Linked DNA regions of Homo sapiens: region 1 is linked to region 2. A link is a loop called in an ENCODE intact Hi-C map of the cell type or tissue named here. Cell type or tissue: mammary epithelial cell. All regions are shown on one strand. Links, peaks and the distances in the headings refer to the core of each region. The heading gives the core; the rest is flanking DNA. Region 1 holds the start of LOC105378641 (a long non-coding RNA gene). Region 2 overlaps CSMD2 (CUB and Sushi multiple domains 2).

Region 1 (15,116 bases), core at 5,427-13,426, 1.0 Mb after region 2:
CTGGCACAGCCTGGCCAGGTGTGCACATGCTTGGGGCAGTGCTGACATGCCAGTACCCTGCTACCTCGGCCTCCTCCAGAATTTGGGCAAAATGAGCATGAGAGGAGAAACTGAGGGGGAGGGCTGAGGGTGGCTTGGCACTGGCCTGCAGGTGCCTTTTGGTGCAAGCAGCCTGGGCACCATAGGCACCATGGATGGCAGCAGGAGGCAGACAGGCTCCTGGATTGAAGGGAGTGGATCCCTAGTAAGGCCCTACCTTTAGGCCAGGGATGGCCTGAAGGCTGGGGGCTGAGCAGTAAGTCCCGCAGATCAAAGTGGGGACTTGCAGTGCCTTTCAGGCCTGCCCATGGCCACCCATGGACCAACTGACACACACTTCCTCCCCTCTGACATCCGTAAAAGCCCCAGGCTCAGCTAAAGCAGGGTAGAGGATGGAGAGATGATGGGATGACCAACTTCAGAGAGGAGCTATCCTCTCTGCTGAGAGCTGGGAAGAAGAGAGGAAGACTTGCCTGTAGAGAGGAGCAACTTTCTCCAGAGCCTCCTCTCTGTTGAAAGCAGCAGACATCAGGATGACTGGCTGCAGAGAGGAGCTACCCTCTCCAGGGCCTCCTCTCTGTTGAAAGCAGCAGACATTGGGATGACCACCTGCAGAGAGGAACTACCATCTCCAGGGCCTCCTCTCTGTTGAGAGCTGAACCCCTGACAGGACAAGGATGACCAGCTGCAGAGAGGAGTTACCCTCTCTAGAGCCTCCTCTCTCTTGAGAGCTGAACCCTTAATGGGACAACCTGCCAGCAGAGAGGAGCCACAGACCCCAGGGCCTCCTCTCTGCTGAAAGCTGAACACTCAACGAGATGACCTGCCTGCAGAGAGGAGCTATCCACCACAGGTCTCTTCTGAGCATTCTAACACTCAATAAACCTCCTCTTCATCGTGTTTACCCTACACTTGTCTGTGTACCTCATTCTTCCTGGACACAGGACAAGACCTCAGCAAAGGTGCCACCAGCCACAGAGGTTTCTGGCCAATTGATACCCCAAAGATCCCTTAACACCTCAACACATAGGGATTACAATTCAGCTTACATTCAATATGAGATTTGGGTGGGGACACAGCCAAACCATATATCAGGTTGTCATTTTCTCATTGGCTTGCAGGAGGTTTTTTGTTTTTTGTTTTTAACATATTCTCAATGCTAATCTTTCCCACTTATTTGTGTTACAAATCTTTTCTTATAGCGTGTGCTTTTTCTTTTTATTTCTGTTAGAGTGTCTTTTGACAAACAAAAGTTTGTAACATAGTCACATTTTTCATACCTGTTTGTGTGGCTCCTACTTTTGGATTTTAAGAAATCCTTACCTATCCTGAGGTCATAAATGCACCCTGCCTCTCTATTTACAGTATTTAAGAACATAAACTCCCAAGCCAAACTGCCTAGGTTCAAATCCTAGTGATGAAAACTTGATCAACTTATTTAACCTCTTTGTGGCTCAATTTACTCAAATGCAAAGTGGAAACGATATTAGTACCTACATCATATACATGCTCTGTTGGACTAAATAACCTCTGTTGAAAATAGTCTGGAACATAGTATTATGTGCTATCATCATAATCATCATCACCAAGCTTTAGAATATTGACATTTACATTTAAAGTTTTAGCAATCTACAATTTATTTTTATATATGGTTTGAGGCATTATCCCAACATTTTTATGGCAAATTATCAATTTACCCAATACAGTTTTGTAAATTGAGTCTTTCCTTACTGAACTGTAGTACCAGCTCTGTCATAAATCAAGTTTCCCTTTGTATTAGGTATTAGGAGCTGTTCTGAGATTTCTATTTTCTTCCATTGGTCTGTCTATTCCTAAGACAGTGCCACTCTGTTTTAATTTCTATAGTGTTGTAATGCTTTTTGATAAACTAGTTCTCCACCCTCTTCTTCTTTAGCAGATTTTGACTATTCTTTACCCCTTATTCTTTCATACATATTTTAGAATCAGTTTTTCAGAATCTTTGATAAAGAAACCTATTGAATTCTAACTGAAATTGCATTGAATCTATGTTTGAATCAATTTGGAAAAAAAGAAATTTTTACATTATTGTCTTTCAATCTATGAACTCAGCCTTTTTCTTATTTATTTATTTATTTATTTATTTATTTATTTATTTATTTTTGGCAGAGTCTTGCTCTTGTTGCCCAGGCTGGAGTGCAATGGCACAATTTTGGCTCACTGCAACTTTTGCCTCCTGGGTTCAAGCAATTCTCCTGCCTCAGCCTCCAGAGTAACTGGCATTACAGGCACCTGCCACTATGCCCAGCTAATTTTTGTATTTTTAGTAGAGATGGGGTTTCAGCATGTTGGCCAGGCTGGTCTTGAACTCCTGAACTCAGGTGATCCACCCGCCTTGGCCTCCCAAAGTGCTGGGATTACAGGATGAGCCACTGCACCCAGCCAGCCTACTATTACTTTATCATTTTTTAATGTTTTCAATATTTTTTATATGTTCTCCATAAAGTTTTCATACATATTTTTTAGATTTACTCCTAGATATTTTATTGGAGATACTGTAAATGGTATCTATTCTTTGCCTCTTATTTCTTCATATATATTTTAGAATCAGTTTTTCAGAATCTCTGAAAAAGAAACCTATTGAATTTTAACTGAAATTGCATCAAATCTATGTTTGAGTCAATTTGGGAAAACAGAAATTTTTACATTATTGCCTTTCAATCCATGAAACTAGCCCACTATTATTTTATCACTTTCTAATGTTTTCAATAGTTTTTATATTTTCTCCATAAAGTTCCTGTACATATTTTTTTAGATTTACTCCTAGATATTTCATTTCATTGGAGGTACTGTAAATGGTATCTATTTTGAAGTAAAATTTGGACTGCTTATTGCTGATGTAGAAAATGCAGTTAACTTTTTGCACTGGTTTTATATCCAGAGACCTTTTATTAATTTAATAATGTATCTGCATATTCATGGAGGGTTTCTATGTTTATAAGCTAACATTTTAAAGTGATAACAATATGATTTTTCTTCGTGATCTGTATTTCCTCTGTGTGTTTGTGTGTGTGTGTTATTTGCCTTGTTTCATTGGCTAGGGCCTTTAGCATATTGCTGAAGAGATGTGGTGATAGCAGACGGCTTTGTATTGTTTCTTATCTTAAAGGGAATGATTTCAGTGCTTCGCCTTTAAATAAGATATTTGGGGTTGGGCGCGGTGGCTCACACCTGTAATCCCAGCACTCTGGGAGGCCGAGGCGGGCAGATCACGAGGTCAGGAGATCGAGACCATCCTGGCTAACACAGTGAAACCCCGTCTCTTCTAAAAATTACAGAAAATTAGCCAGGTGTAGTGGCGGGCGCCCGTAGTCCCAGCTACTCAGGAGGCTGAGGCAGGAGAATGGCGTGAACCTGGGAGGCGGAGCTTGCAGTGAGCTGAGATCGCGCCACTGCACTCCAGCCTGGGTGACAAAGCGAGACTCCGTCTCAAAAAAAAAAAAAAAAAAGATATTTGGTATAGGTTTTTTGTAAGTGTCCTTTATCAGGTGAGAACATTTTCTTCTATCCCTGGATTACAAAGACTTCTTTAAAAGATCATAAGTGAATATTAAATTTTATTATATTTTTGTATCTATTAAAATGATTGATATGGTTTAGATTTATGTCCCCACTCAAATCTCGTGTCAAATCAGAGGAGAGGCCTGGTGGAAGATGATTGGATCATAGGTGCAAATTTCCTTCTTGCTGTTCTTGCGATAGTGAATGAGTTCTCACTAAAATTGTGTGGCACTTCCCCCTTCGCTCGCTCTCTCTTCTGCCACCATGTGAACAAGGTTGCTTGCTTCCCCTTTGCCTTCTACCATGATTGTAAGTTTCCTGAGGCCTCTCAGTCATGCTTTCTGTTAACCCTGCAGGACTGTGAGTCAATTAAACCTCTTTTTTTTCATAAATTATCCAGTTTCAAGTAATTCTTTATAGCAGTGTGAAAACAGACTAATACAATGCTCACATTGCTTTTCTTCTTTATCTTGTTAATGTAAGGAATCACATTGATTTTTTATGCTTTAATGCTTCCCCAATCTTACATGCCTTAGGTAAACTAGCTTAGGGCATATTATCATTTTTCTACATTGTAGGATTTTGTTTACCAACATTCGGTTTAGAATTATGTGTCAATGTTCTTAAGTAAAATTTGCCTGCAATTTTCTTCTCACACTATCATTGTCAAGATTTAGTGTTAAAATTATACTGGCTTTATAAAATGGGTTGGGGCATATTTGTATTTCCTCTTTATCTATATTATAGACTAGCTTGTGTAAGATTGAAAATATCTATCTCCTGAATGTTTGGTAAAACTCACAAGTAAAATCATTTGGGAGGATCTGATTTTTCTTTAGGGTACATTTGTAAACTAATCGTTCCATTTATTTAATAATTATAGTGCTGTTTGTTTCATATTTCTTCTTGAAACCATTTCTGTAGCTTATATTTCTTTAGAAATTTTTCCATTTCATCTAAGTTTTCCAAAATATTAGCTTAAAGTTGTTAATTATCTTTTAAATATCTGCAGCATCAGTAAATATGTTTGCTTTTTTTATTCCTTACATTGCTTTGTCTGTCTTCTTTCTTTTTCCTTGCTCAATCTTGTCAGAAATTTTTCAACTTTATTAGTTTCTCAGAGAAAGAACTTTTGGCTGCATTAAGCCTCTTCATTGTGCATTTGATTTTTATCTCATAAGTGTTTCTTTTTAAAAAAAAATGTTTCCTATGTTCTGCTTTTTTGGATTATTCTTATGTTATTCCTTTTTAAATTCTTCAGTTGAATATTTAGTTCAGTGGTTCTCAATCAGGGACAATTTTGGCCCCTATGGGACATTGAGCAATGTCTGAAGATATTATTTGGTTGTCACAACTGGGGGAAGAATGATATTGGTATCTAGTGAGTAGTCACCAAGGATGCTGCTAAACATCCTACAGTGAGCAACACAGCCCCAGAAACAAAGAATTATCCAGCCCAAATGTCAAGAGTGCTGAAGTTGAGAAGCCCTGGTCTAGCTTATTAATCTTCAGCTTTTATTCTTTTCTAATGAGACCACTCAATGCTAAAAATTTCCTGTTGAGTACTGCTTTAGCTTCTTACCATAACTTTTTTTTTTAAATACAGTAAAATTTGCTTTCTTTTTGGTGGACTCTTGTATGAGCTTCAATATGCATTCACCACACTCAAGATATAACACGGGTTCATCACCCCAGAAAATGCTCTCATGCTGCCCCTTTGTGTCAAACTCTTCCCCTACCACTGATCCACTCTCCATACCTATAGCTTTCTAGAATTTCATGTCAATGTAATAATAGAATATGTTTGTTTTGAGACAGGGTCTCACTCTGTTGCCCAGTCTGGAATACAGTGGTGCAATCACAGCTCACTACAGTCTCAGACCCCTAACTCAACTGATCCTCCCGCCTCAACCTCCAGAGTAGCTGGGACTACAGGTGCACCCTACCACACCTGGCTAATTTTTTTTATTTTTTGTGGAATCAGAGTCTTACTGTGTTACCCAGGCTGGTCTTGAAAGTCTTTCAGAATATACATAACTCTGGAAATGTCTTCTTTAACTCAGCATAAAGCCCTTGAGATGCATTCACACTATTGCATAAATCAATAGCTCATTCATTTTTTATTGCTGTGTAGTATTCTATTGTACGGATGTACTATGGTCTGATTATCCACTTACACATTAAAGGACTTTGGGCTTGTTTCCATTCTTTTGGTGTATCGAACTGCTATTTGTGAACAGATCTTTTTATGTAAACACTGTTTTCATTTCCTCAAGTACTCAGGAATAGGATAACTGGATCATATCATAAGTATATGTTTATAAGAAATTGTCAAACTGTTTTCCAGAGTGGCTGTACCATTTTCATTCCCAGCAGCAATGTATGAGAATTCCAGTTGCTCCACATACTCATCAGCATTTGATATTATTAGGTTTGGGTTTTTTAATATAATTTTGTCCATTTGATAGATATGTAGTCATTTTGGTTTTAATTTTCATTTCTCCAATAGCTAATAATCTTGAGCATCTTTCCCTGTGTTGATATGCCATTGATATTGTTTCTTTAGTGAGATGTCTGTTCAAATCTTTGGGTTTTTAATTTGATTATTTGTTTTCTTGCTACTGAGTGTTTTAGCAATTTTACTGAGGTCTAACTGAATACAATAAACTTCAGATAGAAAATGAACAATTTGGTAAGTTTTACCCACTCATGAAACTATTATCAAAATCAAAACCAATAGTTATAGTGAACATAACTATTAACCTAAAATTTCTTTGGAATCTCTCCTTCTCTTCTCCCCTTCCCCAATTCCAAGCAACCATTGAGCTTTCATTTTCTAGAAATTTTCTAAGCTTGCATTTTCTAGAAATTTATAAAAATGAAATCATGGTATAATTCTTTTTGCTTGGCTTCTTTCATTTAGCAAAATCATTTTTGAAGTTCCTTCATGTAGTTGTGTGTATGAGTAGTTCGTTCCTTTTTATTTCTTAGAATTATTCTATCTATGGGCTTACTTCAATTTACTTTTCCATTCACTAGTTAATGGACACTCAGGTTTTTTGTAGTTTAGGACTACTATTTGAAAATAAGTGCTATAAGCTGATATAAATGTTTATGTAAAACTCTCTGTATGAACATAAACTTTCTTTTGTGCAAATCGGAGTAAAATGCAAGCTTATATAGAAGGTACATGCTTAAGTTTTTAAGAAACTGCCCAACTATTTTCCAAAGTGGTTTCCATTTTACATTGCCATTTAGAAGTGTATGAGAGTTCCAGTTCCTTCACGTCCTGGCCAACACTTGGTATGGTTAGTCTTTTTAATTTTAGCCATCCCAATGGGTGTGTGGAAAATCTCATTAGGTTTTAATGTGTATTTTCCCAATAATTAATGATTTTGTACACCTTTCATATGCTTATCTTCCATGACATATCTTTTTTGGTGAAGTGTCTGCTTATATCTGTTGCCTATTTTCTATTGGGTTGTGTTCTTGTTATCAAGTTTTGAAAGTTCTTTATATATTCTGGATACACGTCTTTTATCAGATATATGCGGTGCAAATATTTTCTCCTAGTTTTTGTCTGTCTTTTGATTCACTTAGCAGTATCTTTTGAAGAGCAGAAGTTTTTAATGTTGATGAGTTCCAATTGAGCAATTTTCTCCTTTACAGGTTATGCTTTGGGCAACCTATCTAGATATCTTTGTCTAATTCAAGGTCACAAAAATTTGTCTTTGTCATAGCATGTGTCTTCCTTTTAGTTATGCAAATTTCTACCTCTGGCTTGAATTCCTCCCCAGAAAATGGGTTTTTCTTTTATACCACATGGCCAAGCCGCAAATTTTCCAATCTTTTATGCTCTGCTTCCCTTTTAAATATAAGTTCCAGTTTCATGTCTTTTATTTGCTCAATCCATTTTGCTCACACATATGGACATAAGCTGTTATAAGCAGCCAAGTCACATCTTGAGCACTTTGCTGCTTAGAAATTTTTTCCACCAGATCCCCTAAATCATCACTCTCAAGCTCAACATTCCACAGATCCCTGGAGCAGGGGCACAATATTTTAAACAACCAGATCTTGTGAGGACTTCATCACAAGAACAGCACTATGGGGATGTTGCTATGCCATTAGAAACTGCCTCCCATGATCCAATTACCTCCCACTAGGCTCCACCTCCAGCACTGGGGATTACATCATTTCAACATGAGATTTGAGTGAGGACACAGATCCAAACCACATCATTCCACCCCGGCCCCTTCCAAATCTCATGTCCTTCTCACATTTCAAAATCCAGTCATGCCTTTCCAACAGCCCCCAAGTCTTAACTCATTCCAGCATTAACTCAAAAGCCCATAGTCCAAAGTCTCATCTGAGACAAGATTAGTCCTGTCTGTCTATGAGCCTGTAAAATAAAAGACAACTTAGTTACTTCCAAGATACAATGGGAGAATAAGCAGTGGGTAAGTACGTCCATTTGAAACAGGAGAAAGTGGCCAAAAGAAAGGGTCTACAGGCCCCATGCAAGTCTTAAACCCAGCAGGGCAATCATTAAATCTTAAAGCTCCAAAATGATCTCTTTTGACTCCATGTCACACATCCAGGACATGCTGATGTAAGGAGTGGGCTCCCAAGGCATTGGGCAGCTCTATACCTGTGGCTTCTCTCAAGGGCTGGTGTTGAGTGTCTATGGCTTTTCCAGAAGCACAGTGCAAACTGTGAGTGAATCTACCATTCTGGGATCTGGAGGACAGTGGCCTTTCTCTCACAGCTCCACTGGGCAGTGCCCCAGTGAGAACTCTGTTGGGGGGAGCTCCAACCCCACATTTCCCCTCTACACTGCCCTAGTAGAGGTTCTCCAAGAGGGCTCTGCCCCTGCAGTAGGCTTCTGCCTGGACATCCAGGCTTTTCCATGCATCCTCTGAAATCTAGGCAGAGGCTCCCAAGCTTCAACTCTGCACTTTGTGAACCTGCAAGCTAACACCACTTGAAAGCCATGAAGGCTTATGGTTTGCACCCTCTGAAGCAGTAGCCCGAGCTGTACCTGGGCCCCTTTGATCCAAGGCTGGAGCTGGAACAGCTGGGATGCAGAAGACAGTGTCCTAGGGCTGCACAGGGTGGAGGGGCCCTGGGCATGGCCCACAAAACCATTCTTCCCTCCTAGGCTTCTGGGCCTGTGATGAGAAGGGCTGCCGTGAATGTCTCTGAAATGTCTTGAAGGCCTTTTCCCATTGTCTTGGCTATCAGCACTTGTCTTCCTTTTAGCTATGCAAATTGCTGCAGCTGGCTTGAATTCCTCCCCAGAAAATGGGTTTTTCTTTTCTATCACATGGCCAAGCTGCAAACTTTCCAATATTTTATGTTCTGCTTCCCTTTTAAATATAAGTTCCAGTTTCATGTCACTTATTTGCCCACAAATATGGACATAGGCTGTTAGAAGTAGCCAGGCCACATCTTGAGCACTTTGCTGCTTAGAAATTTCTTCCACTAGATACCCTAAATCATCACTCTCAAGCTCAAAGTTCCACAGATCCCTAGAGCAGGAGCACAACACAGCCAGGCTGTTTGCTGATAGTGATATGGGGAGGCCGCAGGAAATTTTCAATCATGGTGGAAGGTAAAGGGGAAAGCAGGCACATCTTACATGACCAGAGCAGGAGGAATAGAAAGATGGGGGAGGTGATACATACTTTTAAACAACCAGATCTTGTGAGAACCCTGTCATGAGAACAGCATTAGGGGAATGGTGCTAAACCTTTAGAAACGGTCCCCATGATCCAATCACCTCCCACCAGGCCCCACCTCCAGCATTGGGGGTTACATTTCAACATGAGATTTGGGTGGGGACAACGATCCAACTCACTAAGTTACAGGTTTCTTGGGGGAGAAACTTGTACCTCACATTCCTCATCTGAAAAATCAGTCTAAGAGATCCTTCCTTGTATGAGTTCTTGGAAGATTGAATGTGATAATGTATGTAAAAAAGCCAGGCACACTGTCTGGCACATGCAAAGTATAAACAATAACATCCACAGTAATTTTTCACTGTTGTATCTTCAGTACCTAACCCAGTGCTCAACAAATATAATTTAAATAATCGATAAACTCTGTCTGTGAAAGTATTTGTAGTGTGTAAACCCCCACACAGGTCAGACGTGTCGTTTGTGTTGCTTTTGTTGTCACGTGTATAGTACGGCCCTTCCCCTCCCCTGGTTCTGACCCTGTGCTCTCCACTTTCTTCGCATTTGCCATTTGTGGCCTGCTGATCTATTTGTAATCTCCCTCCTCCCTATAGTATGAGCACCTTAGGGGAAAGGACCAGCTGTGTCTTGTACATCTCTGTATTCTCCTTTCCAGCACAGTTACTGACACACAGCAATCCTCAAAACATGGTGAAACATAGTAATAAAGGGTGAGCAAAAGGAGGAGGAAAAAACTATTCTTTTTTTTTTTTTTGCCACATGCCTAAGGAAATGTGAAGCAATTCTCCAAGCCCAAACATAAGAAATGTCAAAGTTCTAATCATCCCATGATGTCTAATTTTACTTCTTCTCTTCCATTCATCCCATTTACCTGCAGAGCAACAGTGCAGGGCCCTGTATACCCTGCTGGGTTCCCCAAGCATGAGACTTTACCCACCTTCAAGCCTGACACCCAGTGGTAAAAGTGGGGAATGCAGGCTACTTTTCCAAACCACTGCAAGGCATAAGGTCTCAAAATGCTTTACCACAGTCCCTCAGGTGTCGTCAAAGACCCATGGCTTCCCTCTCTACCTGGTCCCACTTTTCAAAGGGAGAGGGAGATTTGGGAAGAGCTGTGATATCAAAAAACTGGTAAGAAACAAAACAATGATTTGTGAATTGCACAATCACAAATGAGTGGATGAATTCTGTGGTATGTGGATTCTATCTCAATAAAGATTTTTTTTTACAAAAAATTTAAGTAAAAGAACCAAGGTGGCTATCATGATTCATCACCTAATTGATCTGGTGGATTTTTACTATAAATATATTTTTAATAGTGATTTTTGGTGATCTTTAATAACATACTCAGTAAGCAACCCTTTGTGCTATATAAAAACAAACATTTGCAGATTGCACAGCATTTGTCTGTTTAAAAAAAAAAAAAGATGAAAAACAAAACAAGAACTTTGATTTTTTTAATCTGTTTATAGCCCATCAGGGGGCCCTGTGTGGGCCAAGGACCATGCCTGGAAAATCCTCAGCCTGAGTACCTAGAAAGATCTTAAGTGTCTCTAAGTACATAGCCAGAGTTTGAGTGTCTCTAAGTATTGTGGAAAGAGTTTGAATGTCACACTGGGAAAGATGACCTCAGCTCTACCTTCTCATCTAGATAATTCATAAGAATCATTGTGACAAAGTGAGAAAAATTGCCGTTAATTATTATTGAACATTTCCTACTGGTCAGGAAAAGTAAGGTAAAGGACTGCCTGGAGCCTTACACATATTATTTAATTATCATGCCGCCACCATGACCTGGACACTATTGGTATTTCTTCTTTAACATTAAGGAAACAGGCTTATTTGTTCAAAGTCACACAATCAGTAGTGGCAGAAGCTGATCTGACTTGCCTCTGCCGCACCCTGCCTTCCGGCACATCCATTTGATATCAAATTTATGGTGGAGTTGCGCCATTTTCCTTCATGCCCGCTTTATAGTACATGAGGGTATGCTGTATAATTAATGTACATAGGCTCATTTTCTAGAACTCAGCACTTGTTTTCTTGTTTTAAGATTATTGTCAAGGTTTATGGTTATTGCACCTTGACTTTATGTTCCTATGTTGCTTATATCTGTGGTTATCTGAGAGTACTGCAGAGGAAGCATGCCTCTCTTTACAGAAAACTCATCACAGCAGTGGCATCACCTGGAAAGAACAGCCATCAAAATATGGGGTGAGCCATGATTAGCTCTGCCAGAGGAAAGGAGAGACTTGGGAAACTTAGGGCTTGGAATCACAGGAATGCAGCAAGGAGTGGGCCAAGCAGGGTGGGTCTGATCAGAAAGGCTTTATATGACAGGCCAAAGGGCCTGCCTGGACTTTATCCTACAAACAAGGGATTTTTTATAGAGGGGAGTACCATAACTAGATCTGTGTTTTGAAAACATCCATCTAGACTGGGTGCAGTGGCTCATGCCTATAGTCCCAGCACTTTGGGAGGCCAAAGCAGAAGGATCTTTTGAGGCCAGGAGTTTGAGACCAGCCTGGGCAACATAGGGAGATCCTGTCTCTAAAAAAAATAATTTTAAAAAATTAGCCAGGCATGGTAGTACACGTGTGTAGTCCCAGCTACTTGGGAAGCTGAAGTAGGAGGATTGCTTGAGCCTAGGAGCTCAAGGTTGCAGTGACCTGTGATGGTGCCACTGCACTCCAGCCTGGGTGACAGAGAAAGACCCTGTGTCTAAAAATAATTAATAGTAACAATAAAAACACCCATCTTGTTTCAGGACTGGCCAGGAACTACTCTGAGGAGGGGACCGCTCTGGGTGCTGGAGTCTGACAGGCTAAAACATGTCCATAATCAGGTTTAATCATGGCTCAGGAAAGTGTCTCTGACCCAGCACTGTCGGAGATCTCGTCTCTCTTGCCCTCTGTCCTGCTTCTCCAGCTAATCCTCCTCTGTGTCCCATGCTGGCCCACACTAGCTCACATCAGCCAAGACACCCCAGGTCTGAATTCTGGCTCTGGCCTCCCCAGCTGTACACCTGTGGCCAGTTTTCTCTGTGCCTAGTGTCTTCATCCGCACAAGGAGACAACAACAGAACATACCTCATGTGATTGCTGTGAGGACTGACACGAGCAGGTGTCCAGGAAGCCCTTAGAAGGGAGCCTGGCACAAGGTAAGCATGATATCAGCTGTTGCTCTGATCCCAATTACTCAGACCAGACAGCCTAGAATCACTGCTGATACAAATTCTCAGACTTCCTACCAGCTCTTGATCAAAGATTGGACTTTCAGATGAAGACTTCGCCCCTGGTATTTCTGTAGCTCTCTTTCCATTTATTCTTCCTGCTACTGAAAGGTGTTCATGTAAATGCCAGGACTATACCTCTGCTCAGATTTCTGCACTTAAATCTGTGCAGCTGTCTGGAAACTCCTGGGGATACCTTCCTCTGAGTTATTGTCTCTTTATGCTGCAGAAGGAGAGAACTTGGAAGGCTTCTAAGCTTGCAGTGGAAAGAGAACAACTTCCTTCCTAACCAGGAGGCTTCTCAGAAGCCAGCCATTCTATGCTACTTCTCTGATATCTCTGGTGTCAGCAGTCCCTCCCAAAACCTTGGCATGTTGATTAAAAGAAAGCAAAAACCCTGTCCCTCTACAGCTTCACCGGATGGCTGCTTTTTAACTGCTTCCTGCCCACTTTTGGATGAGTCACACGGGCCCCCCAGCTGCTCCCTTCTCTGCACTTAGGCTCCTTCCAATCAGAGAGCAGTTGCCAAGGGAACCACAGGTACCAGTCTCTCTCCGTACCCTGAATCAAGGCCTAATCTACATTGAAAGAAATTTCCATTCCGGAGCTCAGCAGATTTCAACATTTTACAACCTGCTTCAACCCTGGTTGCAGTCACTTCTTCCTTAAAGGGGCCGGTCTTCCTCCACAGTAGTTAAAACCTGTTCTTTAGCCTGAGACATTCACGGTGCAACTGAGATTTGCTTATAGGATTAATTTGGTTAATTAATCCTACTGAGATGTGAATGATAGAGTAGAAAGACAATAAAACCTGTTGGGCAGAGTCATTGCAAGGTTTAAACGAGATAATGTAGGTAAAGTGCTTGGCACAGTGTAGGAACTCAATAAAAACCCGTTCTGAGGGTGAGTGAAGACAGCTCAATGGAAGTGCTGCTAACAGGGAAAGACAGAGGGGAGCAGAGGAAGTGTTTGGGGCTCAGGCTGGGGATGCCTCTCCAATAATGCCATTTACAGGCCAGCCACTCTGCCTACCAGCAAGAAGGTCCTCCCATCCCCTGATCCTTCAGAGTCTGGATTAAATGGTTTCCTAGGAGGAACGAGAACAAGCCCTAACCACAGTAGCCTTCCCAGAACTCTCATCTGGAAATGGCATTGTGTCTAATTAATTTGTAAGTGGATTTAACTGGGCTTCCAACAAGTAAGAGCCCTTTCTTACCTTCAGGGTCCTCCATGTTACCACCTGGCGGAGGCTGCTTCCTCAGCTCTTACCCGCTGTCCATAGTGATCCAACTGCCTTCTATACACTCTACAACCACAGGAGGCTGGGAAGGCATGCTGCGTGCATAGAGACTGAAGGCTTCAAGAGCAAGCAGCCCAACCAGCCAGGAAGAAGCTTTATCTCCTTTTATGACCTAGCCTTGGAAGTCACAGACAGGCAGCTCTGCAGTTTACTCTACCTGTGTACACAGTCACAAAAGCCACTCAATTTCAAGAGGAGGGGACACAGACCTCATCTCTAAGTGAGAGTGGTGTAAAGGTCACTTCAAAGTACTATGAACTAGGTGGCTGAAACAAACAGAAATGTATTGTCTCACAGTTCCAGAGGCTAAAGTCCAAGATCAAAATGGTGACAGGGTTGGTTTCTTCTGAGGGCTGTGAGGAGAAATCCGTTCCATGCCTCTCTCCTAGCTTCTGCTGGTTTGCTGACAGTCCTTGGAGTTTCTTGGTTTATAGAAGCATCACCCAGTCTCTGCCTTCACCTTCACATGGTGTTAATTTTCTATGTCCAAATTTACCCTGTTTTATAAAAACATCAGTCATATTAGATTACATGCCAAGTCCAGCCTCTCAGAGAGGCCCAAGGACTCCCTAGCACCCCATCTTCTGTTCTGGAAAGAATGAGCTCCACTGTCTACAAAGCAGTCTCCAAAGTTCCATCTCCTCCCACCCCTGACACCAAAACCAAGCAAACAGAAAAAAGTGGGAATTAATGTGGGGTTAATGATCCCATTCCAGTATTGTATGATTCCCCTTATATGAAGTACCTAGAATAGGCCAGTTAATAGGAGCAGAAAGTAGAATAGAGGTAACCAGGGAACAGAGGGTGAGGGGAAGGGGGAATGAAGAGTTAGTGTTTAATGGGACAGAATCTGTGTTCGGGATGATTAAAAAGTTCTGGAAATGGAAAGTGATGGTGGTGCACCACGTTGCAAATGTACCTAATGCCATTAAGCTACACACTTAAAAAGAGTTAAAATAATAAATATTATATACCTTACCACAATTTTTAAAAAATTGACCTTATTTAGGGCAAACGACAAACTATGAAATACCAAGACAAACAAAGTTTGTTTTTTTTTTAGGGTTCATCATTGTCCAAAGCACTTTTATATCCCTTAATTTATTGAACCCTTTTTAAGACCCTAGAAGTTAGGTCTAATTATCGCCGTCCTACAGATGAGGAAATAGAGGCCCAGAGAGTTGAACTGCTCAAGGTCACCGGGAAGGTAAATGGCAGGACCAGGTCTATTTCTAAAATGCAGGCAAGGGCATCCACTTAGGTATTTCATTTCACACACTCCTTGGAGACCAGAACTGGAGGGAGC
Region 2 (16,978 bases), core at 4,310-12,309:
AGAGGTTGGGACCTGGGGGTGAAAACCAGGATGCTCCAAACTACCTTTCTGGGCCAATAAGGAAGGGAACTAACACCAACTGGCTGGTTGGTACCAGCTACTTCCCGAAGCCTCTTTGCATCCTATCAGTGAGGCATTGTGATTGCCCGCTCCTTACAGGTGAGCAAACAGGCTCTGAGGCCTGGCGTAGCTGGAGCCTAGCTCGAAGGTGGGGAGGTGGGATTCAAATCGATGTCCACGGCACTTCAAAGCCTGTGTTTTCCCCGCACCTTTACTGTGCCTGGCAGACAAAACCAAGCTCCAGGGGAGTCCAGGTAAGATGCCTGGGCTGGTCTCTTCAGTGCCATCTGGACCATGCCAGACAATGGGTGGAGTGGGGAAGGGGAAAAAACTGGCTGCCTTTGTCTGATTTCCTTCCTCATTAAACACAGAACTTGTCTAAGAAATGTCTGCTGAGTAAGTGAATGCATAAAATTAACTGGATTTCAGGGAATTGCCCTACAAACTAGTAACTGCCCCCAAACACCCTGAGAAAGGGACTCAGACTAGAGGTCAAAGATCCCTGTCCCTTCGATCACGAGTCCCTTAAGAACCGAGATCACCTTCCTACCTCCGGCGTCCATGTCCTCCATACCTTGGTAGACAAAGTGGAAGCCTCTGGCTGGTGCGAGGCCTTTGGCGCTGAACTTAATGAGAACTTGATTGGAGGTGGCCAAGGGCAGTGATTCTCCTGCCGAGATAAGGGGCAAGGAGGAGAGAACAGTGAGTCCAGCAGGTGGGCCCAGAAGATAAAATCCTGGCCAGGAAGGAGGGGCTGCCAGTACCCCATGCAGCAATTCCTTCCACATTCCAGGCCTTCCTGAAATAAAATCTCACGTATTTTTACTGCACTTTACAATTTAAAGTTTATAGAAAGCTTTTTCATTCACGGTCTTAACTTGACCTGTGGTCACTGTGAGGTTGGCATGACAGAGTTCAGTACCCTCATTTAATAAAGAAGGAAAGAGAGGTCCAGAAAGATTAAATGACCTGTGCCGGAAAGGAGAAGGCTGCTAGGGATGTGTGGAGCGACAGGGATGGAGACAGCAGCTGTTACCAAGCCGGCTGACTGGTGGTTTACTTGGAAAACTGACATCAATCTGAGTTTTTAAAAATAGCATTGGCCTCTAGGAAGGAGGATGATGTGATCATCTAGGAGCAACTGGTCTTTCCCAGACACTCTCCCACCATCCTGTGAAATGATTACCAGAGCGATGGTGTAATGTATTGTTCATACTAGAACATTTTTGAGAGTCAAAGAAAGTGCTATCAATAGTTATGGTGGGACTGTCCCAGGCAAACCAGGATGTACTATTGCCGGCCAATAACACACAAACTGGGGGGAACCTGCATGGGCACAGGAAACCAGGGTAGACTGACAGCTTTTGTAGCAGAAGACAAAGGTATATCTTCTGCTTGGTGCAGTACAGATGGGCCAGGGGAGAGACAGCACCAACTGGACCTGCAGCCAATTAGTGTAGTTGCCATTCTGGGGAAGCGCAGGGAGAACATGGGTGGAGGCAGCAGCATGGCCACTCTGCCTGCTGCCCCCCTGCAGCCTCAGGGACCCCTGAGAAGCGCTGCTGACCCCAGACCCCATTCTCAGGACGAAGCAGGGATTACAGAGAACCAGGCTCTATCTCCACTACAGTGAGGGCTAGAGTTGGGACCCACAACGGAACTACTGGGAGGTCCACCTGTACTTCCAGGAAGCTCATGTGATGCCACCAATATGGGAGCAGAGAGCTTTTGCAAGGCAGGCTTAGATGTGTATGTGACCCAGAAGGCTGAGCCTGGCTAGGAGTCATTGTCCCAGCTAACAGTTATTGCCCCCAGCTAACATGTAGCTGCCAAAGCAGAAAGAAACTCATGAAGGCAAAGCATCCCTTTGATATCACTGCCATCTCCAACTCCTCCTCCAGATGGATGTGAGCAGAGTGAAACTCAACTTTTCTATTTGGCCTGACAGATGTGGATAACGACCCTAGTGAGCTCTCACAGAACCCATGTCAACTGCAGCCCTGAAGGCACACGGGCCTCCATCTTCAAGGGAGAGCAAATAGTAAAATCACTGGACATAAGAAAAAATGTTAAAGTTTTGAGGAAGGAGATCACTCTAAGAAGTCAAAGCAAATACTTTATGTGAACCACAACAAAGAACAGGCAAAACTCTCAGCAGATGTTCAGTCATGGTTGTCATGAGATTAAATCTAGCATTGCATCTGTGAAGTCAGAGGAAGAAGGATCTGAGATCAATAAAGGCTGCAAAGAGATGAGAAATGCTAGTGCAAGCAGCTGGATTCCACAAAAACTGAACAGTGAAGTCGAGATGAAATTTGGGAAATTCTCTCAGAATCCACAGAAAAAGGATAAAGAGATTAAAATAACGAGAGAAATGACAAGTGACGTGAAAGATGAAAAAAAAATCCATATGCATGTATCAGGAATTTCAGAAAGAGAAGACAGAGAAATTGAAGGAGAAAAAAAATCATTTAAGGCAGGGTGAAGTAGCTCACATCTGTGATCCCAACACTTTGGGAGGCTGAGGCGGGCGGATCACCTGAGGTCAGGAGTTTGTGACCAGCCTGACCAACATGGTGAAAATCCATCTCTACTAAACATACAAAAATTAGCCGGGTATGGTGGAGCACACCTGGAGTCTCAGCTACTCGGAAGGCTGAGGCAGGAGAATCTCTTGAGCCTGGGAGGCAGAGGTTGCAGTGAGCTGAGATTGCACCACTACACTCCAGCCTGGGTGACAGAGTGAGACTCTGTCTCAAAAAAAAAAAAAAAAAAAATCATTTAAGAAAGAAGACACTTTTCCTAAGATGTGAGGTACAGATTGAAATATTTGCCAAGTGCAAGGTAGAATTAGTGAGAAGAGACCTCCACCACAACACCTCCCAGTGGGCTTTTTAATTAACAACAACAAAAAAAGAAAATCACATAGACAGAAAAGCACAGGTTACTTACAAGGACAAAGAATCACGTTGGACCCCAATTTGTCTGTAACAGTAAATGTTGGAATAGAGTGGAATAATTACTGCAGTTTTGAAAGATAAAGTTTGACCCGTAATTTGATTTACAATCAAGGTGTCATTTATATCCCATGTCAAAAGGAAAGCATTCTCATATATGCATGGTACAGAAAGTACTGCAGTTATAAGCCCTACTGAAAAAAAAAAAAACAAAACCCAAAACTAAAGTAGGGAATTCAGACACCAGCAGGGATAAATACAACCAGAAAAGTATAATAACTATTGTCAATGAGCTAACAAAACAAAATGCAAATGCAAATTCAAAAATTTGCTCTTGGGGAAGAAGTCCACAATTTAAAAAATAACTACTATAACATTAATATAAAAGTCCAAATATATCAAGAAAAACTTGAAAATTAGAGATGGGTCAGGTATGTATGGAAAAGCGAGGAAGCAAAATCAAAACAACACAAACAAAAGCGCAGAAAGAACAACACAAGATGACAGATATCAGACCAAATAATTCACTTGTAAAATAAATGAGTCAACTTCCTCTTAAAAGAGAAAGACTTGGAGAAAATGAGAGAAGATATGTCAGGAAAACAGATGCAAAAATTGCTAGATATACAAGAAGACAACAAAATATCATAACTGTAATGGGAAATACTTTCATGCAACATTCACAATCATTGATACATCAAATAGAAAAACAAAATGAAGACTGTTGAGTAGCGGTCCTTAAGCTTTTTCTCCCCCAACGCAACTCAGGGACAGGGACATAGTGCACTCCCATCAGTACCAATGGCTTGTTATCAGTGTTTCTCCAAATGAGGAATAAGGGACTCTCTGAATATACTGATATTGATATCTACAGGTTTTTTTTTTTTCTTTTGAGACGGAGTCTCTCTCTGTCGCCCAGGCTGGAGTGCAATGGCGCGATCTTGGCTTACTGCTACCTCCACCTCCCGGGTTCAAGTGATTCTCCTGCCTCAGCCTCCCGAGTGGCTGGGATTACAGGCACCCACGACCATGCCCAGTGAATTTTTGTATTTTTAGTAGAGATGGGGTTTCACTGTAATCCCAGCACTTTGGGAGGCTGAGGCAGGTAGATCACTTGAGGTCAGGAGTTTTATATCTACAGGTCTTATACATCTTTCTCTCTTTCTCTCTCACTCTCTCATCTTCCTCCCCCATCTTCTTCCTTCCTTCCTTCCTTCCTTCCTTGCTTCCTTCCTTCCTTACTTCCTGTTTCTATTGGTCCTATACACCTATATCTACATCCATATTTACATCTATAGGTCTTAAATGTAGACCTCTCTATAGCTCTTTACTTGAAAATCCTTACTATAACTCTAAATCTATAGCTATACATTATCTATCTATCTGTTTTGAAAAGGCATCCTACTCCAGGAGTTCCTGATTTACACTCTTGGTTGGGTGTGTATGTGTGAGGTGGTGGTTACAAAAAATTCATTTGGTTGAGAATCACTGATACAATAGATCTGAATAACAAAATTGAGTAAGATTGATTTAATGGCAATTACAAAACTCATTTACTCCTAACACTAACTTTAGGAGGTAGGACTCTTTTTCTTTGCATTTTACAGAGGAGAAAACTGAAGCTCAGAGAGGTCAAGTATTGTGCCTTAAGTCACCTAGAAAACAAATAGGAGAGCTAAGAAAAGAGTGTGATTGTAGAGCCTGAGCTCATTCGTCTTGCTTCTCTACCTTACAGAGAACACACATCCTTCTTAAATATTTAGAAAACTAAAAAAAAAGGTCCTTGGCTACTGAAGGGACTTCAATTAATCCCCAAAGAAGAAATGGTACAGGCCACATTCTTTCACTACATGGAAATAAAAATATAAATTAACACAAAAGTTTAATGCAATAAGAACAAAATCCATATTCTTAGGGGAAAAGAAAAGACATTCTTAGCCAACACTTGGGCAAAAAGAGTAAACAACACCATGATGAGCTATTTAAAAAGTAATGATGATGAACATAGTACATATCAAAATTTATGGCATGAAGCCAAAACTATGCTTGGAGGTGAATACATCGCTGTAAACATGTTCTTTATTACACAGAGAAAATAATGAACAGAGCTCTCAATTCAAGATGTTAGAACAAGAACAAAATAATCAGAAGAAAAATATGAGGAAGGAAATGATGAAATAAAGGCAGAGATTAATAAAAAAAAGCAACAACAAACTGCAGAATAATTGATAAATTGCAGCAATAAAAATTAAAAAAAACCCACAAAAACACAAAACACCTGGTACAGCCGAGTAAAAAGGGGATGATGAATGCACGATGCAGGATAACAAAGGCAGGAATATCACCACTAATACAAAGCAGGGTAAACATCACCATAGTACATTATATACATTGTGGTACTAAATGTAAATGAAATTATGAAATGGATTTTTTACTAAAAGCTAAAATATCAACATTGATATTAGAGTAATATACCTGAATAGACCAATAACCATGGAAGAAAATAAAAGAAAAGCCACTGAAAAGGAGGAGATAAAATAATGAGACAAATTTATTTGCAGATGATATTACTTCTTGCCTAGAGGAGCCAGGAGAATTAGTTGGCAGTGTAAGCAGTATTATGAAGAGTCTGATGACTTTACAAAGCAAATATGCCAAAAACAACAGTCTTTGAATATACTAGTAAAGACCAGCTAGAAAACATAATGGGGGAAAAAAGACCCATTTACAACAGCAACAAAAATCTCCATGAAATATCTGGGAATAAAGTTAACAAACAATGAATACTGCCTAAATAAAAATTATAGCACCCTCCCAAGGGCTACAGAAGATAAACAAATGGAGAGACATATTGTATTCCTGGATGGGAAGAAGAGTTAATATAAACGTGAGTTCACCCTAATTTAACGTGTAAGTTTTATTAAATCCCAGTCAAGATTCTGATGCAATGTTTTAAACTTAACAAAATATTTCTAAATATAATTTGGAGGCAAAAGTAAGCAACAACAGCCAATAAAAATTCAAAACAAAGAATGGCTCTGGGGACTTATAGTACCATGTATTTAAAATTATTATATAGTAAACACTATTATAGTGTTATAATAATTAAAACTAAAAAAGGAATAAATAGACACTTGGAAGAAATGGATAAAAAGTCTAAGAACAGACCCTTCATAAAAATTTAGTATATGTAAATTTGGCATTTTGAAAATTCTGCTAGGACAACTGATTAACTATATTTGAAAGAATATGGTTAGATTCCCTATATCAAATAATAAATCAAAATAAATTCCAAAGGTATTAAAGCAGTGTGATGAAACTAAGAAGTGAAAGAAAACACAGAGGAATATTTATTTGACCAGCATAAAAGCAAAGGAGAAAACTATATAAGAAAACATTGATAGATTTGATAGCATGGGAAATTTACATATTCTGACATTAAAGCACCCTGAAGAAAATTATATAGCAAAAGACAAGCTGGAGAGGAGGGCTTTTTATAGCATATTATATATATTTATGTAGCTTATAAAATATGGAGCTCTACTCAATAAATAAGAAAATAAGTGCTTGTAGAAAAATCGACACAAATTCACAATAAATTCACAAATAAAAAATGCACAGGCCAATAAACACATTATAAAAATTTAACCTAACTAGTAATAAAACAAGGCAAATTAGAAAATGAGATACCATTTTCACTTTTCAAACTGATGACGCTTTTGTTTTTTTAATTACCTGGTTTTTGTGAGAATAAAACATGCCCTCTTTCTTGTTGGTGATCAAACTGACAAGATCTTTCTAGAGGGATATTTGATAATCTGCATAAAAAGCCTTAAAGATCTCACATATCCTTTAACTTGACAATTCCACTTCTAGATATTCTAAAGTAACAGAAATGTATATAAAGATGTATGTACAATACATTGCATTACTATTCATAAGCACAAAACATTACAATCTAAATGTTCAATAATAGGGAATTCGTTACATAAATTTTAACTAACTGTATGAGAGACTACTATGTAGCACTTAAAAATCCTAGCCTAGAAGAAAAAAAATGACAGAGAAAAGCTCGTAGCGAATATTTCAATAAAATATGTATATTGGTTTGTTGAATAAAATATGTAAACGTCGAAGTAGATACAAAGACTGGAAGGAAATCCACTACATCTTGTCAGTGGCTCTTTCGGGGTAGTCTTTATTTTGATTCTGTATGCAATTATTTTGTTTTGTCACTAAGTTTTCTATAATGAAAATGCAATACATTTATAGTAAGAAAAAAAGTTGCATCTGAATACGAACCAACAGGAGAAGGCTACACCACAAGGGGGCGGTGTAGACACAGTCTGGGTGAGGGCAGCTGCTGAAGGCCCCGCTAGTTGGAGCTCTCACGAGCTGGCTGCTGCGTTGTAGACAAGCACCAGAACACGACAGGCACGCAGAGCCGTAGGGTTCCACCTGCGGCCATGGGGTGCTTCTAGAGCCTCCTTCCTTTAGCCGGACGTGATGCCCCCGGCCCACAACCATCCCCACACTGGCCGAGCCCCGGATACCTGTATGGGAGCCCGAGAGGGAGCTGAGGAGCCGCGAGTGCTGGCTGTGGCCGTCGTGAACCTCCACCACGTCGTTGAGGGCCGTGTGAAAGAAGGCGAACTGGCCAAACACCACTGTGGAGGAGACACAGTGTGGGGACTGGGCAGGCACGCTGGGGGCAGGAGAGGGGATCTAGGGGTCTAGGGGCCCAAGCCAGGAGGAGGGCAGCCCTGGGGAAGTTGTTGGTTCCTGGGCTGTGGCTTGCTGCACTGGTTAGTGCAGTGGCACAGTCTGGCAGTGGCCAGACACCCGGCACAGGGAGGCGGGGAGCTGGGAAGGCCGGGCTGGCCTTCACAAGGGTCAAGACAACATGGAGGGCTGCACCCAAAGGTCAGGCGGGTAGAGGCGAAATGGAGCCAACTTTGTTCCTTTCCCAGATAGCAGCTGCAGCAGCTATCTGGAGGCCATCAGAGGGCTTTGGGTACCATCCCTCATTCTCCATGCGATGTCAGGACCCCACATTCATGCGTCCCAACGTCAGTTAGTCAGTGTCATTGAGTTGAAAACTGTATACAGAGATCTGTAGTCAGTGCTGTGAGCTCCTTATCACTGGAGGGATCCAGGCACAAACTGCATGCCCACCTACCAAGGATTCTGCTCTGGGTAGCAGATCAGATTGGACAGCCTTTCAGGACTTTTCTAACTGCGATCCTGCAGGTCTGAGGCCCCTGCCACCTCAGTATATTGGGGAGTGTGTGTACATGTACATAGGTGTCCTGGTTCTGGGGCAGGAGTGGGTGTACTGATGGCTGGAGCTATGGGTAGAGATGAGACTGGGAATTTATAGAGGACAGAGAACATGTCTCTCTCATCTCTGCAACTCCAGGACCCAGTAAAGTGCGTGGCCCCCAATGGGTGCTTACTAAATGTTTGGCGAACGCCTCAAGCATCAGGCCTTGCTCTGTGCTTGCCCATCCTGTCTTGGGGAATAAGGAGCTGGCTCTCTGCAGGCTGCTCCCTCCGTCCTGCTCCTCCCCTGGGTGGTCGGGACATGTTGATGTCCTTTGCCACATCCAACATCAATTGTGTTTAGATATGGTTGTTAGTCCTCCTACAAAGAGGAGATCCAGGAAGAAAGAAGCCAGCCTGGTCACCTGGTTGCCCTTCATCTTCCTGAATGCCTCCAAGGCTGGCAGGACTCTTGAATGTCCCCACTGCCAACCAGGTAATGAGCCTGGGTTGGTTTTTCTGCCCACATCTCTTGGAATCTGGAAGTTTCTCTGTCTTCCCAGGGCACTGGTCTGCTTTTCACTTTTTTCTTGCTTGTCCTACCTATAGCTTCTGGACCAGGCTTTGGTTCTCAGATGGGACACCAGAATGATGTGGCTCCTGGTCTCCCTCACCTGCACTTTCAAGCCCAGCTCCATCCCATTCCTCTCCTCCCTCCTGCTCCTTGGCCACTCACCCTGGGTTCCTAACAGGTCTAGATCTGCGGCACCTCCCTTAGGACTTGGGCCATACTGGGTAGTCCCCTGGGGCACCTTGCCTTCCCTCTGTCTTGGCCAGTTTCTCACCAACTCTGTCCCCTTGGTTCTGGCGGGGCTCACTTGTGCCCTTCTGCCCTCTTGTGTCCGGAATGTATTCTGCAGCCCGTTTGAGAAACGTCAGCACTCGGCCGTCCTTTTGGGGAGACTGTTCTGCGATTCCCACAATGGGGCTGTATATAATTGGGAGGCGTCTGAGGAATTGCTCATTTTGGAATGAGGGTGAGGAGTCAGAAAACATATGAACAACAACAACCAAAACCCATACCATAGTCCTTGGGCACAGTAACAAAATACAAGCAGATCTGTCCACTGGTGTAGTTCTGGGGGTAGTTGGGGGACAAGACCACTCCGTCCGAACCCACATACTGTCCCCCACAGGGGGCTGAAAGAGAAACCAGATAGAGAGTCAGGTGACCTTGTGGGCCTCTTACCAGTGACCATCCTCTGTTCTGCCCCAGCCTGAGCTTCTGGCCCCAGTAGGGCTGCCCTGAGGTGGGCAGGCCCTAGCTTGGAGAAGGCAAGTCCTGCGGACCCTGCCCTGCCCAAGAACGTGCACCCCTGGCCTGGCATGTAGCCTGAAACTTGCCCTGAAGCTACCGAGGGCCCTCTTGGGCAGGTGTCAGTTCTTGCCCTCTACCTATTAACCCTGGCATTGGTCCCTGAAGTCACAGCCTTAGGGAGCACATTAGGAACCTCTTCTGCTTACACGTGGAGCCTAGAAATGATCTGCTGCCCTGGCTGACATCTAACCTGGACAGTGAGTGTCAGTGTGAATAGGGAGCTGAAGCTTCCCCGGACTAACCCCATGGGGAGTGGCCAGCCCATGTGACCCAGCCACCTTCTGTTCCTCTCCAAGGTGCCCAATTTCCACAAGGGGCGGGTCTGAGCCTGCCTCTCTTACCATGACAAAGGGGGTATGCTTGGCTTTTCAATGGGTGGTCACCAAGCTCTTAAAGCCCTGATACTCATTCCTATCTCTCTTGTCAGGACCCCCATGGCTCACCCAGACCCACCTGGAATCAGCACACCCTGCGGGCCTTACTTCAACATATCTGATCTCTCAGTGATTTTCCCTAGGCCTAGGAACTAGTCCAGGAGCCACCTTTAAATGACTTCTCCCTGGTGTGAGCTCCCTGATGTGGCATGTCTGGGGGCCTCTGTTGAGGGCATGAGCATCTATGTGAATGGGGGTAGGGACACCATGGGTTCTGAGATGATACCTTGAAAGGAACTGCACACCTAGTGAATTATAAGCCACTTCTATACACATCCACGGCAAACCCAGGTTTGCCAGGCTTGGAGGAGCCGGGCTTGAGGACCTTGCCCCCCTCCCTTCCCCAGCCCACAGCACCCTCTGCCCCTGGCATGCCCTCAGTTCCTCAGACCCCTGCCATCCCCAGGCTTCCACCACCTGTGCAGACTGGCCGGGGATTGTTCCACACGGGCTTCCCATCAGGCCCCAGGATGCAGCTCAGGGTCGAGGTGCCCTCAACTTCGTAGCCCCCGTGGCAGTAGTAGGTGACGGAGGAGCCCAGCTTCAGGTCGGACCCCACCCGTGTGCCGTTCTTGATGGAACCAGGATCAAAACATGACTCCCGCGGGTTTTCTGGGAAAAAGAAATACAAACACGTGCACACACACAGAGGGCTCATGAGGAGGCTATTCTTGGGCTCCAGTGCCCATGAGGAGAACCCGACTTTAATTAGCCACAGAGCACACGGGGATGCGTGACTGTGGCTCCTATTCCCCTCAGGTCTAGAAACGTCTCTAAATTTGGGTAGAAATTGAAGGATGGAAATCACATTGAAGAGGGCAATTTCCCCTCCTCCCCCCATGTTCTTGCCTTGACCCACAGAGGAAGGAGGCCCAGCAAAATCGCTGAGGCCCTCTCTCATCCCCTGCTTGCTCCTCCCCAAGGGAAACATGTGTTTCTCTGGCTGGTGGGGGCTGACAGTCCCTGGACCACATCTCAGCTGCCGGCAGGGTCACTGTGGTAAAGGTCAGTGCTTAGGTACAGCCCATCACTTTACTCATCTTTGACCCCCCACACTCAGCAGCCTCCTGGCCTTTTGTGTTCACCTGAGAAGCAGGGCAGACAGTCTGCTTTTGGAGATGCTCTTTCTCTTCCTCTCTCTTCTGCCCCATCTGTACCACTGGCTGGGGAGTAGAGCTGGCATCTGTTCTGCAGGCCCAGTCATACCCATCTGTTGCAGGTTCTTCTGAGTGCATGGGTACCAATACTTAGATTCAGGGAGGAAGTACAAAACTCACTTCCACCTCTGGGTTGGGTTACCCGACCGGTGGGATAAGTTGATGTCTCCAGTGCAGTTTTCCAGGGCTCTGCACTGGGTATTGGGTGCTTGCCAGTTTATGAAAACCACAGTATTTTTTTCATGTGGCTATTGACCCTTACATGTCTTCCCTATCAGTCATACAGTTTATGAATAAACAGTCCTCTACTCTGTCGCTCTGCATCAAACAAGACCACTCTTGACATTGCCTGTGGCTTGAGAGTACTAGTCCAAGTCCCAAATCTCTGGAGTAGGACACTCTCCAGCATCCCTCACCATCAGCTGGAAATCCTGAGCAGCAACTGGGAGCCCATGCTCACGCTTCTATGCATGATTACCTTTCCTCCGTCCTCCTTGTTCTAAGATAACTGATGGTCAAGAGGGTTGTCACCAGGGCTGGGCAGTAACAGGATACAGCTGAGGCCAGTCAGTACCAGGGAGATGCAACTGAGTATCAGGTTGACTGATGAGCATTTTGGAGGATACATTATTGGGGGGCAACAGAGAGGTCTAGAGATGGGGACTCACAAAAGGGTGCTGACAGTCCTTGCAGAAGGACTCAGAAATTCAAAGAGTGGAGTTAAGGAGGGAAGAACCAGAATAGAAGGGATCAGTGTTCATTCATCAGAGATGAATGGCTCAGGAGGAATTTTGCTGAGGGCCGTCCTTGTCACCTGGGTACCTTTTAGATTACCTACACAGGAGGCGGCCACTACTTGAGGCTGTCACTCAGCTGCCAATCATCTGGTTGACTGATGGGATGGAACTCTGAGAGTCTCACTATTGCACAGGAGCATGTGAGAAGATCCTGCACCTTAAGTCGTTGCCCGCAGCTGAGAGTGGAGCAGCTCTGGATGCACTACTGCATTTAAACCCAAGTGGGACCGACAACATGGCCACTCGTCACAGGGCACTCCTCAGTGGTTTCCTCATGTGCCCCGTGATGCATTGCCTTGACCTCCTTTATCAAATCTGTCTTCTCCATATGCCTAGTGTCTCTGGCCAGAATAGAACTGGCCACTGGGTGACCCATATGTGAGTCATAGAGATCCAGGGACCTGTCATCATGTCTTTTGTTTCATCTATCCTTTTTATAAATTCAAAGTGGGTTAAATCTTACTAAAGTTCAGAAAAATTAAGTAACTTGGAATCAAAGTTCACACAGCTCATAAGAGGCAAAACTAGCTGTAGTCCCCAATAACCACTTTCCCCACCTTCATCCATCAATAACAGAACTCCAATTTTATCCAGAGCTTGAAGGCATCAGCTAAATTCTACATTTCCCAGCCTCCTTGTGTAAACACGAGTTAGATCATGTCTGCTGAAAACAATCCAATAGCCTCCCGTGTCACTTGGGGTAAAACCAAAATCCTTACAGGCCTTCAAGGCCCTGCACATGTGGCCCCAATAGTCCCCTCTGTGACCTCAGCTCCTGTCGTCTCTATGCTAGCTTTGCTCCAACGACACTGGCCTCTGGTCTTTGTGGCTCCCTGTCTTACCTCTTTCAGGACTTAGCTCAATTTCTCCTTCAGTGACACTCTTTGAGCAGCTACTTAAAATTGCAATACTCCTCTCCCCAATGCCCCCAACACCCTCCTCTGCTATATTTCTCTCCACTGCAGTTAATACTCTCTCATCGACTCTATATTGACCTTATTTTTTTCTGTCTTCCTCCACTAGAATATAGATTTCAGAAGGGCAGCTGTTCAGTTTTGTTCACGGCCATATTCCAGTGTCTGTCACATGGTGGGCACTTAACAAATATCTTCAGTGGATTATTGTGGAACTTTTAAAAAGACTGTTTAAGGGAAGTTGACTCAGCTGAGGGAAATGCTTATTGGCCTTTCCTTCCTTGCATCTTTCCTCCTTCTCTCAGTCTGGAACTCAGACATGATGGCTGGAACCTCAGTTGCCATCTTGGATCGGAGATAACGTTGAAATGGGATCCATGGACTAGCATGGTAGAGTAGGGAGACAAAAGCAGCCAAGGTGGAGCTCCCTCATCAATCCTGGGCGCTGTCCTCCAGATTTCTTTTATAGGAAGTCTGATAAATGTCTACCTTGTTCAGGCAACTGTGTTTTTGGGTAACTGCTGCACCAGCATTGGACCCTAGCTGGGAATGACTGGCCCAGAACTTTACAGATGTCAGAATGTCCTTTCTTTCCTTATTTGTGTGGCAAAATCCTACACTTTTAATGCCACCTTCTCTCTGGCAGAATTCTGTTTTTCTTTCCCTGGTTATAACATGTATCACGCTATTTTGGTAACTTGGGTAAGGGTATTTCTTTCCAGTAGGTTCTGAACTCCTGGAGGAGAAGGTTCATCACCTGATCTTCTCATAACCCTGGCAACTAGCACAGAACTTGGCACCAAGGCTAGCCCTATTTGGCACATAATAGAGGCTTAATAAATGGCTGCTGAATTGTTTGGCTGAATACTTTGAGGCTTGGAAAATCAACAACCACATCAACGATTCCAACTACAGACTCTATTCTATATTTACTCACACGTAAGAGAAAGATGAGCTCATCATCCCAAGCATTACCACATTAATAATAATGACATGGATAATGACAGTGATGATAGCCCCTTACATAGGAATATCACTTCATAATTTTCAAGGCACTTTCCAAGCCGTTATCTCATTTGTGTCTCACAATACCCTCTGCAGAAGGCAGGGCCGGTTATGCTCATGTTCAGTTTATAGATGAGGAATATGGTGATCAGAGAGGCCAAATGAGTCTTCCAAGCCTTTCAGCTATTTAGAGGTAGAATTAAGACCAAAATCAGGTCTTTAGTCAGCCAAACCAAAGCTCAGCTGTGAATGATAACACTAAATGACTAAAACATCATGGTGATTATAATAAATAAAACCCAAGCCCTTCAAAATGGGAAAATGAGAAGAGCCAGCTTCTCTCTGGTCCTAATAGATGAGGCTTACTTCCAAACCTTATAACTGCAAAAATCTGAATATAACCCAAACATTCAACCAGTAAGGAACTGGTTACAAAGGGTGGATTAGGGCCATCTACTGAAACACTAGCAGCCTTTTAAAAGAATAGCACTATTCTTTGAATACTGATATGGGAAGGAGTCCAAGATCTATTCTTGGGCTCACATACAAAAAAATCAGATTACAGATGAGTACATATGGTGCAATCTCATTCATATAGAACAGGGATCAGCAAACTACAGCCCACAGGTCGGTGGCTGCCTGGTTTTGTAAATAAAGTTTTACTGGAACACAGCCATTTGTTTACATATTGTCTGTGGCTGCCTTTAGCATTACGAAGCAGAGCTGAGCAGTGGCAACAGAGACCATCTGGAGTAAAAATACTTACTCTCTGGCCCTTTCCAGAAAAAGTTTGCCAACTCCTGATACAGACTTTACATTACTTTATATTTATAGAAAGTATCCGAAATGAGATACCAAGCTGTTAATAATGGTATTGCACGGGATGATGGTATTTGGGGGCATGCTAAGTCTTTAAGAGTATATCTTATATGCTTATATATTGTTTGAATTTTTCCAACAAACATGCATTCCTTTAAAAGGAGGCAGAATATAAGATAGTTCTAATTTGCATTTAAGAAGAATGACCCATAACAGCAGCAGGTGGTGGGAATAGGGGTGGTAGCAGGTGTGGCCGTAGCTTCCAGGCCCACAGTGTTACTTCCAAGGGCTTGAAAGAGAAAATACATGCTTTTTAGGACCTTCCATTAAAAATCGATTCACTTTGGTCTTTCCTGTGTTCTTTCAGATTCTCTAACACACACTTCAAACTCTTCCCTCTGAAACGCCCCTGGCCCCCACTCTGGCACAGAGGGCTTCTACTTAACCTTTAGGGCTCTGTCTAAATGGATCCTGCTCAGAGAGGCCTTCACAGCAACCCTTCTGATTTGTTTCTCAGAGGAGCCTGTTGTTTTCTTTCCTAACTTCTTATGCTTCTTACTTCTTGCTGTTTCCCTCACTCACCTGTAAGTTACATTAGGGTAGGGATGATGATTACTTTGCTCCCTGCTGTATTCTCAACACCCAGCAGAGGGCATGGCATGAAGTAGGAGTCATCAAGCATTTGTTGAATGAATGAATATGTCTTGCATGTGCGTGGATGTTTCAGCACATTCCTGCCTAGGAAAAGGCTGCCACACATGCTGGTATATGAGAATAAAGGTCCTTCCACCCCACTGGTTCTGTTGATATCCGTGGCCTGGAGAAAGACATAAACCTCCCTGTGACTCCATTTTGGTAACTGTATCCAAAACACAGGATCCCTGCTGTTCTTTGTTTCCTTTTAGCAAAGGGTAAAGCCACCCAGGAGGATGAATTCAGAATAGAAGTGCCTCTGATCAATGGTCTAATAGAAATCCACAGATGACATGACTGCATTCAGAATCATCTCCTAGAAAGTCTGCCCAGAGATGACTAAGACACTACAGTCACCCTTCAGAAGCAACTGAACAGAGACATCTAAAAACCCACCCCTCTTTGCCTTAGAACCAGGTGGGCTTCCAACATCTCATCTACAGAAGGGTCCGTCGGTCTAGTTGTCACGAGGATGTGAACTCCATGGAGGCAGAGACTTTGTTTGGTTTTCTGGTCTGTTCTCAGCCCCTGTAAGAAGGTCTGGCATATGGTAGCTGCTCAATTCGTATTTACCGAATGAATAAATAAATAAAAATGCCTGACCTGCTCTTGCCCCTTCTGCAAAAGCCTAATCCCATGATGCTGCTCAGTGGACACTTGAATTAAGCCTGTTCCCTCAGATGATCCTTTGGGATCTGAAACTGGAATCTAAACTGGGAAGTGATTCAAAGCCAAGAGTGATCTGGGCACGGTGGCTCACACCCTGTATCACACTTTGGGAGGCCAAGGTGGGTGGATCACTGGAGGTCAGGAGTTCAAAACCAGCTTGGCCAACATGGCGAAACCCCATCTCTACTAAAAATACAAAAACTAGCCGGGTGTGGTGATGCATGCCTGTAATCCCAGCTACTCAGGAGGCTAAGGCAAGCGAATCACTTGAACCTGGGAGGTGGAGGTTGCAGTGAGCTGAGATTGCGCCACTGCACTCCAGCCTGGGTGACAGAGTGACACTCTGTCTCAAAAAAAAAAAAAAAAAAAGGAAAGAAAACAACAACAACAAACAAACAAACAAACAAAAAAAGTCAGGAGTGAGACAGCCACATTTATCCCAGGAGAATGGAAAAGCAAGGAAAATTGATCTGCAGGGAGGGGAGAATGTAGCAAGTGCTCAGAAGGAGGCAGGGAGGAGAGAGAACGATTCTGGAGTGCGGATGATGGTCTCAGTCTGTGCCTCTGCCATCCTGATTCCAGTCCTTTGGGAGTTTATGCTTTCTGCCCTTGGGCTCTTGTATTCTAAAAGTATTTTGCTTTTTTGTGTCAGAGTTATTGTTATCTGTATTGTTAAAATATAGAAACCTTTTAGCTTAAGTTACTTAGGCTGTTAGTTGTTTTCTCATAATCATGTCTCCTTTTTGTGTCAGATTGTTTTGAGTGGGTTTCTGTTTCTTGTGTTTTTATAATAAGTTACCCCTTTGTTTGCTTAAGTTGCTCTGAGTGGTTTT

What was found. Hi-C counts contacts between places; a loop is a spot of excess contacts. Peaks named below come from ENCODE experiments on the same cell type or tissue, not always from the same donor. Only the 100,000 strongest peaks of a DNase experiment are listed, where the experiment ranks them.
Region 1: it touches region 2 in a loop (14-fold over the local background); 5 of 110 quality-filtered maps call a loop at or near these places.

What each region holds. Positions count from the first base shown.
Region 1 is chr1:34,671,439-34,686,554 of GRCh38, forward strand. It overlaps LOC105378641 (a long non-coding RNA gene), which reads right to left and starts at 13,881. Exons shown (of 9, transcript XR_001737964.2): 1 at 13,727-13,881. In mammary epithelial cell, for the core only: a CTCF peak has its summit at 10,233; no DNase peak of the experiment used is centred there; H3K27me3 peaks cover 186 bases.
Region 2 is chr1:33,625,852-33,642,829 of GRCh38, forward strand. CSMD2 (CUB and Sushi multiple domains 2) reads right to left here. Exons shown (of 71, transcript NM_001281956.2): 30 at 10,509-10,703; 31 at 9,363-9,479; 32 at 7,571-7,684; 33 at 635-730. Among named protein-coding and RNA genes, the nearest start is that of ZSCAN20, 160 kb to the left of the region's middle. RefSeq lists enhancers at 7,684-8,190, 9,158-10,089, 10,090-11,020 and a silencer at 10,983-11,153. In mammary epithelial cell, for the core only: CTCF peaks have their summits at 7,350 (motif pointing right) and 9,179 (motif pointing left); a DNase peak (open chromatin) is centred at 7,370.